Linked DNA regions of Homo sapiens: region 1 is linked to region 2. Evidence: chromatin contacts called from ENCODE Hi-C or POLR2A ChIA-PET data. All regions are on one chromosome and are shown on one strand. Each heading gives the region's core, a stretch centred on a gene start or an enhancer-like site at or near the end of the contact. The rest is flanking DNA. Distances are from core to core; before and after follow the strand shown. Region 1 overlaps DMC1 (DNA meiotic recombinase 1). Region 2 overlaps PLA2G6 (phospholipase A2 group VI).

Region 1 (3,328 bases), core at 573-3,072, 410 kb before region 2:
TTCAAGCGATTCTCCTGCCTCAGTCTCCTGAGTAGCTGGGATTACAGGCACTCACGACCATGCCCGGCTAATTTTTGTTTTTTGTATTTTCAGTAGAGATGGGGTTTCACCATGTTGATGAGGCTGGTCTCAAACTCCTGACCTCATGATCCGCCCACTCGGCCTATTTGTGACTATTTCTTTCTTTTTTTTCTTTTTTCTTTCTTTCTTTCTTTCTTTCTTTTTTTTTTTTTTTTTTTGAGATGGAGTCTTGATCTATCACCCAGGCTGGACTGCAGTGGCACGATCTCAGCTCACTGCAACCTCCGCCTCCCAGGTTCAAGCAATTCTCCTGCCTCAGCCTCCAGAGTAGCTGGGATTACAGGCATGCACCACCACACCCAGCTAATTTTTGTATTTTTAGTAGAGACAGGGTTTTACCATGTTGGTCATGCTGGTCTTGAACCCTTGACCTCAAATGATCCACCCACCTTGGCCTCCCAAAGTGCTGGGATTACAGGCATGAGCCACCATGCCCGGCCATATTTGTGACTATTTCTTGTAGAAAGAAAGTTAGTAGGTTGGGCGCGGTGGCTCAAGCCTGTAATCCCAGCACTTTGGGAGGCCGAGGTGGGCAGATCACGAGGTCAGGAGATCAAGACCATCCTGGCCAACATGGTGAAACCCCATCTCTACTAAAAGTATAAAAATTAGCTGGGTGTGGCAGTGCCTGCCTGTAGTCCCAGCTACTTGGGAGGCTGAGGCAGAAGAATTGCTTGAACCCGGGAGGCGGAGATTGCAGTGAGCTGAGATTGCGCCACTGCACTCCAACCTGACGACAGAGCTAGACTCGTCTCAAAAAAAAAAAAAAAAGAAAAGAAAAGAAAAAGAAAGAAAATTAGTAATATTTAAATTTTATTTCCATTCTTTGGGAGAACTAACTTTCACGAATATCTTCCATTGTGAAAGATAGTGAAATTATTTGTTGAATAACAACTATGCTGGCAGAATACTTATAATTTCACACTGGTTAAGTAATATGAAAATATAACATGTTGTTTAGAAACGAAAGGATCATGACTCTTTGCAAAATGTACTAAAGAGTTGCAACAGCAGATTCCATGTGTATTTATATAGTCATGTGTACAAAGTTTATTCACTCCTATTAATATAAATTTTTAATTGCTTCCTAGTGACAGCTCAACTTCCAGGAGCTGGTGGCTACCCAGGAGGAAAGATTATCTTCATTGATACAGAAAATACTTTGTAACCTTTTTATTTAAAGTTGCTAACATAATAGTGTGATATAGGAATGTTACCACTGAAGAGTTTGTCTGAGATATACAATCTTTGTAGTCATTCCATAAACCAGTAGTAATGAGACAAACCAAAGGGAAAACAATTACTGTTTAAGTTCTCCAATCACTTTGTATTTAATGAGGTTTCACTTCTTCATATGGGTTTATGAGACAAAACAAATACATGAGAGGAAATTATATCATCATTTTTAATCCTCTTACTTCTCTAAAGATGTTGCTTAATAGTTAGAAAAAAGATTTTTTTTTTTTTGAGACGGAATCTCCCTGTTGCCCAGGCTGGAGTCCAGTGGGGCAATCTCGGCTCACTGCAACCTCCATCTCTTGGGTTCAATCAATTCTCCTGCCTCAGCCTACCGAGTAGCTGGGATTACAGGTGTGTGCCACCACACCTGGCTAATTTTTTTGTATTTTTAGTAGAGACAGGGTTTTGACATGTTGACCAGGCTGTTCTGGAACTCCTGACCTCAGGTGATCCACCTGCCTCAGCCTCCCACAGTGCTAGGATTACAGGGGTGAGCGACTGCGCCTGGCTGAAAGATTATTGACTCACTGAAAGTCATGGTCCCAAATGAAGGGAACGGTATGAAGAGGGTGAAAGTTAATAAGGAAAACAGGCAGAACCTGTTTGGGTAACACAACGAATTGCAGTTTAATTAAAGTGTAAGGTATTCCAGGATATGGGCTAGAAAGATGATTGGGATCTTAGACATGAAAGGCTTTGAAACAAGATAGTGGGTGTAAACTGGATACTTTAGCAATATTCTAGGCAAGTAATGAGAACTTGATCTAGGTTGGAACTGGTAAGAATAAAAAGAAAAGGAAAAGAAGTATTAGGAAAATTGATAGGACTTGATGGCTATATTTGGTAGACAAAGGAAAGACAGGTTTGAGAAACCGCTCAGGTTTTTTGTCTAGATACTAGGAGAATAGTTATGTGATGCTAACAATAGAACTGGAAAGATCATGCTTCAGAGAAAAAGAGAAAAGGTGATGTTTCATTTTAATGTACTAATTTTACTTTTTTTTTTTTGAGACAGTGTCTTTCTCCATCACCCAGGCTGGAATGCAGTGGTGCAGTCTCAACTCACTGCAACCTCAGCTTCCCAAGTAGCTAAGTTTACAAATGTACACCACCACACCTGGCTAATTTTTGTATTTTTAATACAGATGGGGTTTCGCCATGTTGGCCAGGCTGGTTTTGAACTCCTGACCTCAAGTGATCCACCCACCTCAGCCTCCCAAAGTGTTGGAATTATAGGCGTGAGCCATCACGCCTGGCCTAATTTTTTTCTTCTTTTGAGACAGGTTCTTGCTCTGTTGCCCAGGCTGGAGTGCAGTGGCCCAATTACACTCACTGCAGACTCGAACTCCCAGGGTCAAGTGATCCTCCCACTTCAGCCTTCTGAGTAGCTGGAACTACAGGCACATACCACCACGCCTGGCTAATTTTTTTTATCTTTTGTAGAGACCAGGTTTCACCACGTTGCCCAGGCTGATCTCCAACTCCTGGGCTCAAGCGATCTGCCTGCCTTGGCCTCCCAAAGGACTGGGATTACAGGCATGAGCCATTGCACCCAGCCATCATTTTAATGTATTGAATATGATGTACATGAGGATATCCAGATGGCACTGGGAAATATTGAATTCAGCTTGAGAAAGGGGTAGGCCCAGAAATATGGACGAATTAACCAAGGGGGAAAGAGAACTTATAGAGAGAGAAGAGAGGAGAATTGAGAACATAACTTTGAGGTATGTTTATATTTAGGAAGAGGACTAAAATGAGAAACCCAGAGACAGAGGAAGTAGAAGGAAATCTGGTTGTAAAAGTCAAGCAAAAGGAAAGTTTCAAGACGATGAGTTGTCAGCAATGTTACACACACACGGATTTTGAGGATACAGCCTGAGAAAGATCATTATAAGTTCAAAATTAGGAGTTCAAGCGAACATTTGCCATAGGGTGAGGTGATAGAAGCTTTATGTAAACAAACAACAAGGGAGGGAGGCAGTATGAAATTGACCAATGAAAGGAA
Region 2 (2,955 bases), core at 382-2,881:
GCTGTCCCAGCCACCGGCTTAGCCTTCATGTGGGCTATTTCACTATAGCCCAGAGAGCTGATGTATTTTATTCCCCCTCTAAAGCTGAGGGCCAAGTGTGGTGGCTCATGCCTCTAATCCCAGCACTTTGGGAGGCTGAGGCAGGAGGATCGCTTGAGCCTAGGAGTTTGAGGCTACAGTGAGCTATGATCATGCCATTGCCCTCCAGCCTGGGTGACAAAGGGAAATCCTGTCTCAAACAAACAAACAAAAAACAGATGAGGAAACCAGGGCTTAGAGAGATTAAGTAATTTGCTCAAAGTCAGGCAGTCAGTAAGTGCCAGACCTGGGAATTAAACCCATGTGGGCTGTCCTAGTAATTGCACTAAAAAAAAAAAAAAAAAAAAGCTTTATTGAGATATAGTTCCTATTCCATACAATCCACCTATTGAAAGTATACAATGATTCTGATATATTATGTTTATTTTTTCCAACTGTGATAGATTATATATAACATAAAATTTGCCATTTTAACCACTTTTGTTTTTTGTTTTTGAGACAGAGTTTCGCTCTCGTTGCTCAGGCTGGAGTGCAATGGTGTGATCTCGGCTTACCGTTACCTCCACCTCCCGGGTTCAAGTGATTCTCCTGCCTCAGCCTCCCGAGTAGTAGCTGGGATTACAGGCATGCACCACCATGCCCAGTTAATTTTGTATTTTTTAGTAGAGACAGGGTTTCTCCATGTTGGTCAGGCTGGTCTCGAACTCCCGACCTCAGGTGATCCACCCACCTTGGCCTCCCAAAGTGCTGGGATTACAGGCGTGAGCCACCACACCCGGCCCATTTTAACCACTTTTAAGTGTACAATTCGGTGGTTTTAATCACATTTACAATGTTGTCCAACCATTACCCCTTTCTAAAACTTTTCTTATCACCTCAAACAGAAACTGTAACCATTAATAACTCCCGATTCTCCCCTCCCCACAGCCCCCGATAAGTCCCATATCCTCTCTGTCTCTCAGAACTTGCCTGTTCTAGAACCTCGTATCAGTGAAATCATACAGCGTTTGTCCTTTTGTGCCTGGCTTATTTCACTTAGCATGATGTCTTCAAGGCTCATCCATGTTGCAGCACGTATCAGAATTTCCTTTCTTTTTAAGGCAGAATACTATTTTGTTTATCCATTCAGTCCTTCACTGATAGACGCCTGGGTTGTTTCCACCTTTTGTCTGTTGTGAAGAATGCTGCTGTGTACATGGGTCTGCAAATGTCCATTCAAGTCCCTGCATTCCGTCCTTTGATACTTCCGACCTCAGGTGATCCGCCTGCCTCAGCCTCCCAAAGTGTTGGGATTACAGGCGTGAGACACCGCGCCCAGCCAGAAAAATTTTAAAGTCTTCTCCTTGCACAGCTGAACTTGTGAACCGAGATTCCTACCCATGATACAATGATGGAGCACTTTCTTTGGGCCAGGCGGGGCCTAATGAGGCTTGTGAACCCGGGGCCTCTGCTCTGAGGCTGGAGATGCTAAGATCTCTGGTGGACACTGCTTGCCTCAGGCACCGAGTAGAAAGCAATTGTGCTCTTTCCCACTCTGTCATACTGCTTCCTATAGCATGCAGGTCACTGTGTGACTCACTGACAGTGTGGTAAGGAGGTGGAGGGTGGCTGTGTGCCAGGCACAGAACTGGGCTCTGAAATGCCTGGTCTTCCTTACACCCCAGCCACTCCTCTCAGCACTCTCTCCATGTTGCTCAGCTTCTGGAGGCCACCAGTGAGGAAGCTGGGGCTTGACTTCAAGCCCATCTGACTCTAAAGCCAGTACCAGGGAGGGTGATCATTGCTGGTGGCAGCATCAGGAAGGCTTCCTGGAGGAGGGGGTTAGTTGTGCCTTGAGGGGCTCAGTACAGCCTTAACCATGGTGAGTGTGCTGGTTGGGTTTGCTGAACTTTGTTTGCAGTGATGCTCTCTGTAAGCAGTAGATGAAGCTCCAAGTCCTGGCTTCATCCCACGCCACGCAGACCCTAGCTTCTGCTCACCAACCGGGGCCCCTCTCTCACCAGGTGTGCGGAGATGATCATCAGCATGGACAGCAGCCAGATCCACAGCAAAGACCCCCGTTACGGAGCCAGCCCCCTCCACTGGGCCAAGAACGCAGAGGTGAGTGGATCCTGAGGTGGGTGGGTGGGGCAGGGGGCCGGGCCCCGCAGGTCCTCAGGGCCCTCAGGAAGCAGGTTCCCGAGAGGACCCTGAGGCTAGCACTTGGGGGCTGACCTTGCAGTGGGTGTGCAGGCAGAGAAGTCCATGAAGAGCTGGGATCCTGGCAGGGCTCTGCTGCTCTCTGGCTGGGCGGGGGGATCCGCCCTGTGCCTCAGTTTCCTCATCCATGAATTCTGCTTTGGCGATGTGATGAAGTCAGCAAGGCAGTGTGTGACAAAACTCGGCACAAATTGTAAAGTGCTTCCCAAATAGAAGGTGGCGTGATGATGATTGTATTATTAGTCAGGATTCTCTAGAGGGCCAGAACTAACAGGAGATATATATATAGAGAGAGAGGGGGGTTTATTTTTTTATTTTATTTTTTTTGAGACGGAGTCTCGCTCTGTCGCCCAGGCTGGAGTGCAGTGGCACAATCTTGGCTCACTGCAAGCTCTGCCTCCCAGGTTCATGCCATTCTCCTGCCTCAGCCTCCTGAGTAGCTGGGACTACAGGCGCCCGCCACCACACCCGGCTAATTTTTTTGTATTTTTAGTAGAGACGAGGTTTCACCGTGTTAGCCAGGATGGTCTCGATCTCCTGACCTCGTGATCTGCCTGCCTTGGCCTCCCAAAGTGCTGGGATTATAGGCGTGAGCCACCGTGCCTGGCCTAAAGGGGGATTTATTAAGGAGCATTAACTCACACGATCACAAGGTCCCACAATAGGCCATCGCAAGCTGAGGAGCAAGGAAGCCAGTCCAAGTCCCAGAGCTGAAGG

Evidence for each region. Hi-C counts contacts between places; a loop is a spot of excess contacts on that map. ChIA-PET counts read pairs that join two places held with the same protein, here RNA polymerase II (POLR2A). Pooled maps may share reads with other maps.
Region 1: a pooled map shows a loop between it and region 2 (1.8-fold over the local background). The contact joins two enhancer-like sites. A Hi-C loop is called at or near these places in 1 of 50 pooled maps. POLR2A ChIA-PET finds 5 or more read pairs at or near these places in 2 of 52 experiments (A673 and WTC11).

The regions. Positions count from the first base shown.
Region 1 is chr22:38,547,842-38,551,169 of GRCh38, reverse strand. DMC1 (DNA meiotic recombinase 1) reads left to right here. Exons shown (of 14, transcript NM_007068.4): 8 at 1,173-1,245. Among named protein-coding and RNA genes, the nearest start is that of DMC1, 21 kb to the left of the region's middle. Within about 2 kb of position 1,822, at least 3 of the 41 ENCODE cell types and tissues checked have a DNase peak (open chromatin) inside an H3K27ac peak, as active enhancers do.
Region 2 is chr22:38,134,172-38,137,126 of GRCh38, reverse strand. PLA2G6 (phospholipase A2 group VI) reads left to right here. Exons shown (of 17, transcript NM_003560.4): 6 at 2,043-2,139. Among named protein-coding and RNA genes, the nearest start is that of BAIAP2L2, 25 kb to the right of the region's middle. Within about 2 kb of position 1,631, at least 3 of the 41 ENCODE cell types and tissues checked have a DNase peak (open chromatin) inside an H3K27ac peak, as active enhancers do.